2 separate regions of the Homo sapiens genome follow, and region 2 is linked to region 1. The links are chromatin contacts, found by Hi-C or POLR2A ChIA-PET in ENCODE. All regions are on one chromosome and are shown on one strand. The core of a region is the stretch at or near the end of the contact, and the rest is flanking DNA. Distances in the headings are between cores, read along the strand shown.

Region 1 (5,746 bases), core at 2,126-4,625:
TGTCCAGCATCTTGGTGCCATAGACGCTCCCTGCCCGTGGTTGCTCCGTAGCCCTCTTGGCAGTATCACTATGCCTGTGTTCCAGTAACTCTTACTTCACTTAATTGTTCTATCTTGTTATTAGTTATTGTTGCTAATCTCTTACTGTGTCTAATTTATTAATTAAGCTTTATCATAAGTATGTATATACAGGAAAAAACGTAGCCTATGTAGGGTTCAGTACTATCTGTAGTTTCAGACAAACACTGAGAGTCTTGGGGTGAATTCCCTCCATGAGGGGGGACAGGTGTACTCCTCTTATTTATGCTTCTCCATTGCAAAGCAAGATGGCATCTCTCTAGGCAACACCTGGAAGCCAGGGTAACTTTTTGGTGACAAAGCTGAGCCTAAATAGTCTCTGCTGTACTTCCAGTGTCTGTGAGAATTACAGAAATAGGTCACTGAACCTTTTTAAAAATAGAACTGACACATTTGGGGAAAGCATTTTTTCTGCTGAGATAGCACACAGTACAAGATGAAATGATCCCTAGAGGGTAGATGAATTTAGACATTTGGTATTAAAAATAAATAAATAGTCTTAATGACTCACAGGGAACATAGCACCTTTCATAAGAAAGGTCTCTAAACATTGTTACCTGAACAGACCACAATAAATTTCTAATATACAAGGTACAAGCCATTGCCAGCCCCTGCCCACCTACACCTGGCAACAGCTTTTGATGGGAAGAGAAGGGCCACATTGGCTGTGGGCAGTTCCCTCAGCAATGCCAGATGTCCTGTCTCCCTGGGTTTGCTTGATCCCCTCTTAATTTCCTACACAGCCCACCAGCTCACCCTTGGACAGGCATATGGCTGCATAAGAGGCAAGAAGGGGTAGGGTTACCACACTGCCTGCGAGCATCTCCACTCCAGCTCTTCCAAGGCCTTGACCGCTTTGTGTTAGGGCAGCCCCAGAATCCTTTACCCAACGCTCCCCATGAGCTGTCTGGGACCCCAGATCTGCCTGTGCGGGGCCCTTTTCCACTTCCTCCTGAGCCATCTTCAGAAAGCTCCCTCTGGCTATTGCCCAGCCCCTCTTCACACCCCCTGCTGCCTTCAGGAGCCTCATGAATCCACAGTGGACCTCAGGTCTTCTTAAGAGATTCCTAAGGAACTCCCTCCCCTTCCATGCTGGGCTCTGCTACTGAGAAGAGCAAGGTCTGCCGGCTGGAAGGCAGGACCTCGGGGTACTGCGGGGAAGATGCTTTGATTTAGTCCAAGAATGGCAGGAGAATACCAAGAGGGATTGGCTGTCCCAGAAGTGGGGCGTGAATGGAAGCAAGGGGTGAAGTAGAGCAGGGGCAGGGCCACTCGCCTTTTAGGAAGCGTGGGCAGCAGGGAGAAAGGTATAGGGCTGTCACTACCCAGGTATCAGAGCAGTGGCTCTGGGAATGTGGGAAATAGGAGGGGACAGAGGGACAGGTATAAGACATTCTTCAGAAGTAGAACCCACTGAAGATTTGGTGACATAGAGTTGGCACCAAGGGAAAGACGAGTCACAGATGCCATGCAGCACCTTCTAACAAGAACTCAGCTCCTTTCATGATACAAGTGTCCATTCCATAGGAGTGTACTGAGTGCTTACTTTGTGGCAGATACTGCTGTAGACTCTAGAAATGACATGTAGCTACTACCCAAAGGGAGTTTTAATTCTGTTGGGAGAAAGGCAGGCAATGCAGACAACAAAGTAAACAAATAAAAAAGATGATTTCCCATGGTGACAGATGCTCTTGGAAAATAATTTGGGCCGGGGGAATTGTGGGATCGGGAGGACTTTTCAGAGAAAATGACATTGGAGCTGGATAAAAAGAAGGGGCCAGTCCAGGAGAAGCCAGGGCAACAATATTCTAGGTAAATAAAAGAGCCTCTGCAAAATGCCCCAAGGTAGCATCAACCTTAGCACACTTGAGGAGCAGAAAGAGGACCACTGTGGCATGACAAAAAGAATTTTGCAAGACTAAATTGTTTTCTGACCTCCTGCAGAGCTGCCGTTGAAGCCTTACTAACTTAGAGTTTCACCTCTGGTTTCTAGACACTACAAGCCCTTCCCGTTTCTCTTTTCTCTTTCTCTCCAGACCAGCTACAGCAAGGAGGGAGATCAGTAGCCTTAAGACCCCATGTAGGACTTAAGAAAGGACTGGAACCAGTTCAGTCCTCCCAGAAGCCAAATGGGGAGGGGGTCCTGAGGCCAGTCTGGCTCCCTTTTTCAAGAATGTGGTTCTTAACCACCTTTGAGCTATGAACTCCTATAGCAATCTGATACAAGCTGGGAAAAATTACACACACACATAATTCTGTACACAACCTCAGAGAAAGCACATTGTAGACCTTCTCCTAAGGTCGCTACTTTGGCAGTTCTTTCAAAACCAGTCCATTTTCTCATTAAGGCTGTGTCCCTTTCACAGAAGAGAGGATGTGTGAAAAAAAAAAACACCTTATAAACAGCAAATCAACCTATTAATACAGCCTATAAATACAAATTCTTGTAAGATATAGAATAGATCGGTCGGGGGTGGTGGCTCACGCCTGTAATCACAGCACTTTGGGAGGCCGAGGTGGGTGGATCACGAGTTCAGGAGGCTGAGACCAGCCTAACCAACATGGTGAAATCCCGTCTCTACTAAAAATAAAAAAATTAGCCGGGCGTGGTGGCGGGTGCCTGTAATCCCAGCTACTGAGGAGGCTGAGGCTGGAAAATCGCTTGAACCCAGGAGGCAGGGGTTGCAGTGAGCCGAGATCATGCCATTGCACTCCAGCCTGGGCGACAGAGTGAGACTCCGTCTCGGAAAAAAAAAAAAAAAAAGAAAAAGAAAAGAAAAAGAATAGATCTTCCATAGAGATGCATCCACATATAAAATATAACCATAATAATGGTGGAAATATATTTACACAGTGTTTTTACTTTGCAGCACACATATATCATTTTATCCCATTGAAATCCTTGGCACATGGTTAGGGAAGACATTGTTCCATTTTATAGATGAGGACACTGAGGAAGAGAGGGCTAGGTGGCATGCCTGCAATGACAGGGCCGGGTGGCAGCAGCACTGGGACAGGAACCAAGGTCTTGTCACTCCGAGGCCCAGGCTTCCCAAGAGGCACACGGCAGGGCAATGCCATCTTGACCTCTCTTTGAAGTCTCTCCATGGCCTTACGCAGGACCTGGAGGCGCTCACGGCAAAGGCAGTGTTTGTGCACGCACACTTGGCCCACATCAGCCTCCTGGTGAGAAACAGAGACACAGAGGAAATGATGTTTTCTAACACAGGGAAAGAAGCACAGGGCCTGCCTTCAGAAATCAAGGTTGCGTAGACAGAGGGGAACTTTTTACTAGGGCTTCCTCTTGGCCAATTAAACCTAATGACTCATTTCCTTTTTCTTCTGAAAACAAAACAGCATTTTCTCCTACCGTCCTGAAGGAGGAGAAACCTGGAAGATCGCCACCTAGTGGCCCAGACCATCAAGATCGTGGCTCCTTCTCCCCCTGCTACCCCGCCCCCACTTCATAGGCCACCTTGCCTATTAGAAAACTGGACCCATACCCCTCACCATGCAGCAAGATAATCTCAAATGGATCAGAAATTCAAACGTAAAAAATGAACACAAACAAGTATTAGAAGACACATCGGTGGACTTCTTTATACCCTGGGTGTGGGAAGTCTGTCTATGATTCAAATCCCAGACGCAAACCAAAGGGCCTCTGGGCGCTTGCTCCTCCAGCTAAGACAGGAGTTGGGGGGGAAAGGGGATGTGTGTGCAATCTTCACCTCCATGTGGCATCTGCCCTACCCCATTAGAGCTAAGTGACTGTCCCCAACCTGGGCTCCTGGGATCAAGCGGAGGGAAACAGATAAAAAACAATTAAACTGACTGGGCCCACTGCCCCCTTTGCCTTCTTGGCAGACAGGAAAAGAGGTCTCAAAGCTGTGCCTCACAAAAAGGAAGACACTTAAGATATCAAGGGGCATGGAGCTGGGCACAGTGGCTCCCACCTGCAATCCCAGCACTTTGGAAGGACAGGCAGGAGGATCCTTTGAGTCCAGGAGTTTGAGACCCGCCTGGACAAAATATTGAGACCCTGTCTCTACAAAAAGTAAAATAAAATAATTAAAAATTAGCCAGGTGCAGCACTGCATCCCTGTAGTCTCAGCTACTCTGAAGGCTGAGGCAGGAGAATCATTTGAGCCAGGAGGTCGAGGCTGCAGTGAGCCAAGATCACACCACTGCACTCCAGCCTGGGCCAGAGTGGAAGACCTTGTCTCAAAAAATAAAATAAAATAAAAAAGTAGTTTTTTTTTCAAATAAAAATTTTAAGAGAGGCATGGAAACCCAGTCCAAGCTCAGCCTGACACCAAAATGAATGCTTTGCTAATGAAAAATAAAATACTCCAACGGCATAAAATAAAGTATTAATAAATTCAACAACTTTAAAAAAACCTGCTGCATGGCAAGAAAATTGGCACATTGTGAGAAATATTTGCAACATTTTCACAGAAACAGGTTAATCTGTAATATTAGGAATGTAATGAACTTTTAAATATTGAGGGGAAAAGGCCAAAACTTGATAGAAAATTAGGCAAAAGGCGTGAACAAACAGTTCATACACACAGATACAAAAATATGTAGATGGACCTTAAAATACAGAAAGATGTTCAACTTCACTCATTATGTTATAAATATATATTAGAACTACATTGAGATACCAATCTTTATAAAATTGACAGAATTTCAGAAGTTTGACCATGCAGTCCATTGGCAAGGCTGTAATGATTCTCATAATCATTGGTGGGAATGCAAAATGATACACCCCTGTGGAGGGAATTTGGAAATATCTAGCAAAACTATATATGCAATTTACCCTTTGACTCAGTAATACTAACTCCAGGAATTTATCCTGAAAGTACACTTCTACAAATATAAAACAACGTATTTATAAGGTTGTTCACGGAGACATTACTTAAACAGCAAAATATTAGAAACAATTTCATTCAATTAGGATAGTAATTGAATAAACTGTGATGCAGTCACACAATGGAGTACTACACAGCTGACAAGTGTTGAGGAATATTTCTCTGAATTAACATGTAGTAATTTCCAGGATATGTTAAGTGAAAAAAATTAAAGTACTAAATAATGGATATATTATGCTACGTTTTTTGTATAAGAAAGAGAGATACAGGAAGAATAAACCAAAAACAAGTAGTTGCCTATAGGGGATTGGCAGGAATGGAGTGGAAGTAATAAGGATGTGAGTTTACCCTTTCGTATTAGTCTGTTCTCACGCTGCTAATAAAGACATACCCGAGACTGAGTAATTTGTAAAGGAAAGCGGGTTAATTGATTCATAATTCAGCATGGCTGGGGATGCCTCAGGAAACTTACAATCATGGTGGGAGGGGAAGAAAACACGTCCTTCTTCACATGGTGGCAGGAAGAAGTGCCAAGCAGAAGGGGGAAAAGCCCCTTATAAAACCATCAATCTCGTGAGAACTCACTCACTATCACGAGAACAGCAGCATGGGGGTAACCACCGCCATGATTCAATTACCTCCCATCAGGTCCCTCCTACAACTCACAGGGATTGTGCGAACTACAGTTCGAGATGAGATTTGGGTGAGGACACAGCCAAACCATATCAAATTCTGAGTATAGTTTTTGATATATAGTTATATATAACTACATATATAATTTTATATATACATATATA
Region 2 (5,746 bases), core at 1,979-4,478, 560 kb after region 1:
ACTTCCCATCTCTTTAAGGGGTTCAAATCTCCAAGCTAAAATCTGCCTAAATCGCTATCACCACATTTAGTTCTACCAGAGGATTAAGATGTGCCACTGTTTCTCTCTCTCTCTTTCTCTCTCTCTCTCTCTCACACACACATACACACACAGCATATATGTCAGCACACTTGATATATACTGTATTCATTTTATCATTGAAAGTACAGCTTTATGATATAAGCAGAAGTGTCACCAAGTTTACCTCTGAAGAAGTGAAAAGACTTAAAAAGGAAAATATCTTACTTGAGATTGTTAGTTTTAAAGATATTTACTGTTGCTGTGACATTTAAAGCAAAACATTTGTAATCTCAGATTCCCAAGGCCGGAAAAGCACCTCAAGAAATCATACTGGCTGGGTGTCGTAGCTCATGACTATAATCCCAGCACTCTGGGAGGCCAGGGTGGGAAGATAGCTTGAGCCCAAGAGTTTGAGACCATCCTGGGCAAACATAGTGGGACCCTCATCTCTACAAAAAAAAAAAAAAAAAAAAAATATATATATATATATATATATATATATATAATTAACTGGGCATGGTGGCACACATCTGTAGTTCCAGCTACTTGGGAGGCTGAGGTGGGAGGACTGCTTGAGTCCAGGAGTTTGAGGGTGCAGTGAGCTGTGATCATGCCATTGCACTCCAGTGTGGATGACAGAGCAAAACCCTGTCTCAAAAAAAAAAAAAAAAAAAACAGAAAAGAAAAAGAAAAACAGAAATCATACAATTTATAATGTTGCTTCCAAGCTGCACTTGTGAAAAAAAGCTCTTACAATTCAGATAACTTCCTCCACATTTAGTTGTTAGGTGGCCTTGGGTAAATTACTTAGCTTATGTAAGTCCGGTTTTCAAAATAATAGCACCTACTTAGTAGGGTTATTCAAGAGTTAAATGAAGGAGTGCTTAATAAGTATTAGCCATTTTCAAAAAATAAAATAAGCAAAGGTGAAGAACGTAACACAAAATAAGTGGTCAGTAAATATCACAGTCTTTCCCCCTATTTAACCACGAGAAAGAGAAACCATGAGCTGATTTAAATCAGCCTATGTGTGTACACCCATGCAAACTTCCATATTACAAGTGAATGGTGAAGGGAGATGTGTATAAAGTGCATTTCAAATTTCTCAGAAAAGCATACTGATTAAGGCATTCCTTATTCTAGTATTTTTTTACAGTTTTAATTTTCAGGACAGACAGAGGTATTTATGGAAGTCCAGGAGAAATGCTTTCTTCAACAACAAGCACATGTTTAACAATTTGGACAAAATGAGTCAAACCTTAAAGCAGAAATATATCATAATTTAAACAGCCAGAAACTTCCAAAGTAAATGATGTGTGTTCATAAAATGTTAAGAAGGCTTCAAAAGGTCATAACACTTAAAGGGTCCAGGAATTCAGTATCACTTCATCTCATATTTTAGGTAGGCTGGGGAACTTCCAGCCTACAGGCCAGATTTAGAATTTGATCAGATCTGAAGTTGCTGCTCGATCCCAGGAACTAATTTTCACCACAGGGAGTTCTCTGAATATTTCAGTCCACCCAGAGTATGTGTAACCCTTAAAAGGTTAGATATTAGAGTAGCTGAAGCGCTATGAGCAAATAGCCCATGAATAAACTTTTCAAAGAGCAATAGAAAACCTGACTTAGTGAAAAATGACTTTCAGGTAAGTCATTTAATGACCTTAGACTGATAAAAGGAAGAGTTTTGACATGATGATATTCCAGTACAGAAGAACAAAGCTTGATAAAGTTAACACATAGCACTGTAGTCCAAGTGAATTGTAAGAGTATGATTTCCACACAGATCAACCTCAAAACCTTTTCCCAGTTTCTCATCTTCCTTTCTCACTGTCCTGTCCTATTCTTTCCCCAGTCTTTCATCTTTCTCTCTACCAAGCTGTCTTACTTTGCTTAGTTAGAATCTTTCAGTAGCCTTTTCATTTACCACCTCTCCATTCTCTACTACATATACTAGTTATGCCATTAAATTATTTAAAATAACTTGTATGCCTGTAATCCCAGCACTTTGGGAGGCCGAGGCGGGCAGATCACTTGAGGTCAGGAGTTTGAGACCAGCCTGACCAACATGATGAAACCCTGTCTCTACTAAAAATACAAAAACAAAAAAAACAAAAAACTTGTACTTAGTGACTAAAGTTATATGTGCCTTCTGAGTTTTTTAAAGCTTTATTTTATATTTCTTCACGGGGAGAAAGGAACATAAGTCAAATTGTTTCTTCCTACATATTCTAGAAAAAAGTTTTTTAATGTAAAAAGTTTCCTTAGTTCTGCTCTATAAGCCTCTGAGTAGATGGCTTGAAATTTTAAAAATCACAATATTTTATGCCAAAACATTAATCATATTAAACATAAAGTTATAACTAATGCTGTAGAATTTGATTTGCGATAGTAATTGTGCACACACTGTTATAACAGGAATAGACTTATTCTAAAAGACAAATCGTATTATAAAAGACTCTGCTTAGAAATGGTTTAGTTTGAGTTTTGAACTTAAATAGCACATTGGCAGCAACAGAACTGCAACAGCTTAGTTCCATGGTATTTTCGTTTGAAGCTTCCAATGGCTCCTTGTACTTTAAAGCACTTATTGTTGCTGGCCACACCAAAGATTCAAAGGCAGTTGTGTGGACAACTGTATCATACACCAAAAGGATATATTTACCGACATAAGCCCCCAATTTAAATGGGAAAATAAATTCCTGTGGATCCAAACTTGTCCAGTGGTCAAAAAAATTCTATTGAAAATCTTGCTTACATTTTGGCTCAAAGCATAAGTTATGAATCATTCACAATCACCATAGTGGTGAAACTAGCATTCTGGGCAACAGGAATAGCTCACATGGTGCTCTACAGAAAAATTAAACAACTTTATCTTGACATACTATGGTCCATTAAAAGCCATTTAGTTCTTCCCTGTAGCTGATAAATGAAATAAACTTAGTTTGAATATAATTTTTCTTACCGTTAAAGGGTACTGCAGGGAGCCATGGTCAGGGACACAGGCAGACAGAGGGCCAGCGGGACAGGAGCCAAGAGAGAAAACTGTCCCTGAAAAAGGTATCATCTTCTAACGCAAGTGTGGGGTCGTTTTTGGACAGCCATTTTGGACAAGCTCTGGCCTCTTGTTAAATGTGACATACTGAGTCAGAGGCAGACGTCCTTCTGTGGTTATTCGCTTCCTGTCTGATTAATTTGTTGTTTGTTGTTCCTTCCTCCTTTGCTGCAGAAAAAGAAACTAGATTGGTTTTGCTTAAGAAGCAAGCAAGAAAAAAAACCTAAATTAAAAAAAATTAAATGTTTCTCCTCCCCACAAGGTGTAATACACAGCTATTTGGTACAGTGACAAGAGGAGATGAGCACCTCCACTCAGTGAAGAGTCCAACTTTATTCTAGATATTCCCACAAAAATAACTGTTCATGGAACTTGAGATTCCTTTAGGAAAATTATATTTGAAAGTATCACTGTAAATACTGACTATTCCATTGAGTAATAGGGAAAAGAGTCACTCAAGAAAGAAAAGCTCTTACCTACCTTACCTTATCGCTTCATTAGGCTAAGGGCTTCTTCTCATTTACAGGGCATTCAAGTGTGTGGGGAGAAAGTTACAAATGCAGGTAAAGAGAGCAGGTCAGGTGTATGAAGGCAAATGAGGTTCTTTTTTTGGTTTTGTTTTATTTATTTCTTTTTTTTTAGAGAGACAGTCTTGCTGTCACTTAGGCTGGAGTGCAGTGGCGTAATCATAGCTCCCTGTGGCCCTGACCTCCTGGGTTCGAGCAATCCTCCAGCCTCAGCCTCCTGAGTAGCTGAGACTACAGGCATATGCCACTGCACCTGGCTAATTTATTTTATTTTTATATTTGGTAGAGATGGGATCTTGCTTTGTTGCCCAGCCTGGTCTTGCACTCCTAGCTTCAAAGTGATCCTTCCATCTTAGCTTCCCAGATTGCTGGGATTACAGGCTTGAGCTACCATACTTGGCAGCAAATGAGTTTTGAAACGTGATTTTGGTGCCCAAGTCAGGGTAATAATATACAGCTTAAGTCAGCTGCAGATCCATAGCTTTCTATGCCAAATGTTTCTGTCCCCCACACTTAATGGGATAACAGTAACTCTCCTAGAAGATGCTTGACAAAAGCATAGAGATAAAGAGGGTGGAAGGAAGAAAGTCAGATTTCTCATTATTAAAGAACTCAAGAGGTGGATGGCAATGGAATACATGTAGAAAACATTTTATCAAAACCTTGAGTTATGTATAGAACGATCTGAAAATGCTCATAATTTTTTCTTAACCCATCTTAAAGGTTCAGACTTACATATGCAACACATAGTATATAACTCTGAGAAAACAGTAACAGTCAAAGAATTTAAAAGAGAGGCATATTTCAGAAACTAGCTTCATTGTAAAATCTGAATGTTGGGTCCTGATTCTGCTAGGATCAGAGGCCAGAGGCATGAAAAGAACGTATGTTGTCTAACATTGCCTTACCTGTAAAGTGATGGAACTGGGCTAGATGAGTAATTTTCAACTCAGGTAGCTGTTGGGGGTGGTGAGCAGTGAGTGGGAATGGTGGGGGCAGGGGCCTGTAGCATTCAGTGGGTGGGGCCAGGAATGGGAAATTTCCTATGGTGCTTATGACAGTCCCACCCAAAATACCAGAAGTGCTCCTACTGGGGAGTACTGGGACAGATGATGTCTAAGGATCTTTTAAACTCAAAATTCCCTGAGATAGGAGTCTAATTGCATGAGCAGATTCATGATGCCAGGCCATGGGCACAGTTCCTGGAGTGGAGTACCCAAGAATAAGTGACTGAGAGTCCTCTGCTTTGCCTGGAGCCCCTTGAAGGCAGGGACCGCCTCTTGTCTAACTCTGGCCTGGTGTCCACCCGTGACTTAGGTCACAAATAAATACCTGCAGGCATGGGGCTGGACAGAGGTGGAGGCCTACAGCTATCAGCCACTTCCCGCGATACAAACCCTCAGGAAAACAGAAAACTTGATCAACTATTAAGTAAATGCCTGAGTGAATCTTTGGGGAAGTCTAATTATAGTTGGGTCTAAAAAGAGAACATGGGCGATATGACAATTTCTCTACGTATTTTCAGAATTATTTTGAAGTTCTCTAAGTAAGACACCCCAAACACACACACACACACTCTCTCTCTCTCTCTCTCTAGCTATCTCTCTCTCTCTCTCTCTCTCTCAGTACACATACCATTCATGGCTATTTCCATCCCTTAGGGGAGTGGTCCCTAACCTTTTTGGCACCAGGGACTGGTTTTGTGGAAGATAATTTTTCCACGGAGTGGGGGCAGGGGGTGGGGATGGTTTCAGGATGAAACTGCTCCAACTCAGATCATCAGGCATTAGATTCTCATAAGGAGCTCGCATGCACAGTTCACTTTAGGATTCTTGCTCCTCTGAGAATCTAATGCGCAGCTGATCTGATAGGAGGCAGAGCTCAGGAGGGAACACTTGCTCACCAGCTGCTCACTTCCTGCTGTGTGGCCTGGTTCCTAAGGGGCCATAGACTGGTTGGAGACCCCTACCTTAGGAAAAGCTCACTTAGAAGGGAGTATGTCACCTAGAAGGCTGCAGTCCCCAAGACATGCAAGGGAGTAGTTGTGTAGTTTGAGTCTATTCCTACAGTCAACTTTGGACACATTTATCAGGTGTCTACTATG

What was found. A loop is a pair of places that touch in the nucleus more often than their neighbours do. ChIA-PET counts read pairs that join two places held with the same protein, here RNA polymerase II (POLR2A). Pooled maps may share reads with other maps.
Region 2: a pooled map shows a loop between it and region 1 (4-fold over the local background). The contact joins the promoter of WIPF1 here to the enhancer-like site in region 1. A Hi-C loop is called at or near these places in 1 of 37 single-sample maps with no recorded cell type and 2 of 50 pooled maps. POLR2A ChIA-PET finds 5 or more read pairs at or near these places in 1 of 52 experiments (activated T-cell).

The regions. Positions count from the first base shown.
Region 1 is chr2:174,036,601-174,042,346 of GRCh38, forward strand. No RefSeq gene overlaps it. Among named protein-coding and RNA genes, the nearest start is that of LINC01960, 14 kb to the left of the region's middle. RefSeq lists enhancers at 564-1,064, 1,065-1,565, 3,321-3,615 and a silencer at 3,217-3,617. Within about 2 kb of position 3,376, at least 29 of the 41 ENCODE cell types and tissues checked have a DNase peak (open chromatin) inside an H3K27ac peak, as active enhancers do.
Region 2 is chr2:174,594,576-174,600,321 of GRCh38, forward strand. It overlaps WIPF1 (WAS/WASL interacting protein family member 1), which reads right to left and starts at 3,229. Exons shown (of 8, transcript NM_001375834.1): 1 at 3,026-3,229. RefSeq lists an enhancer at 3,252-3,431.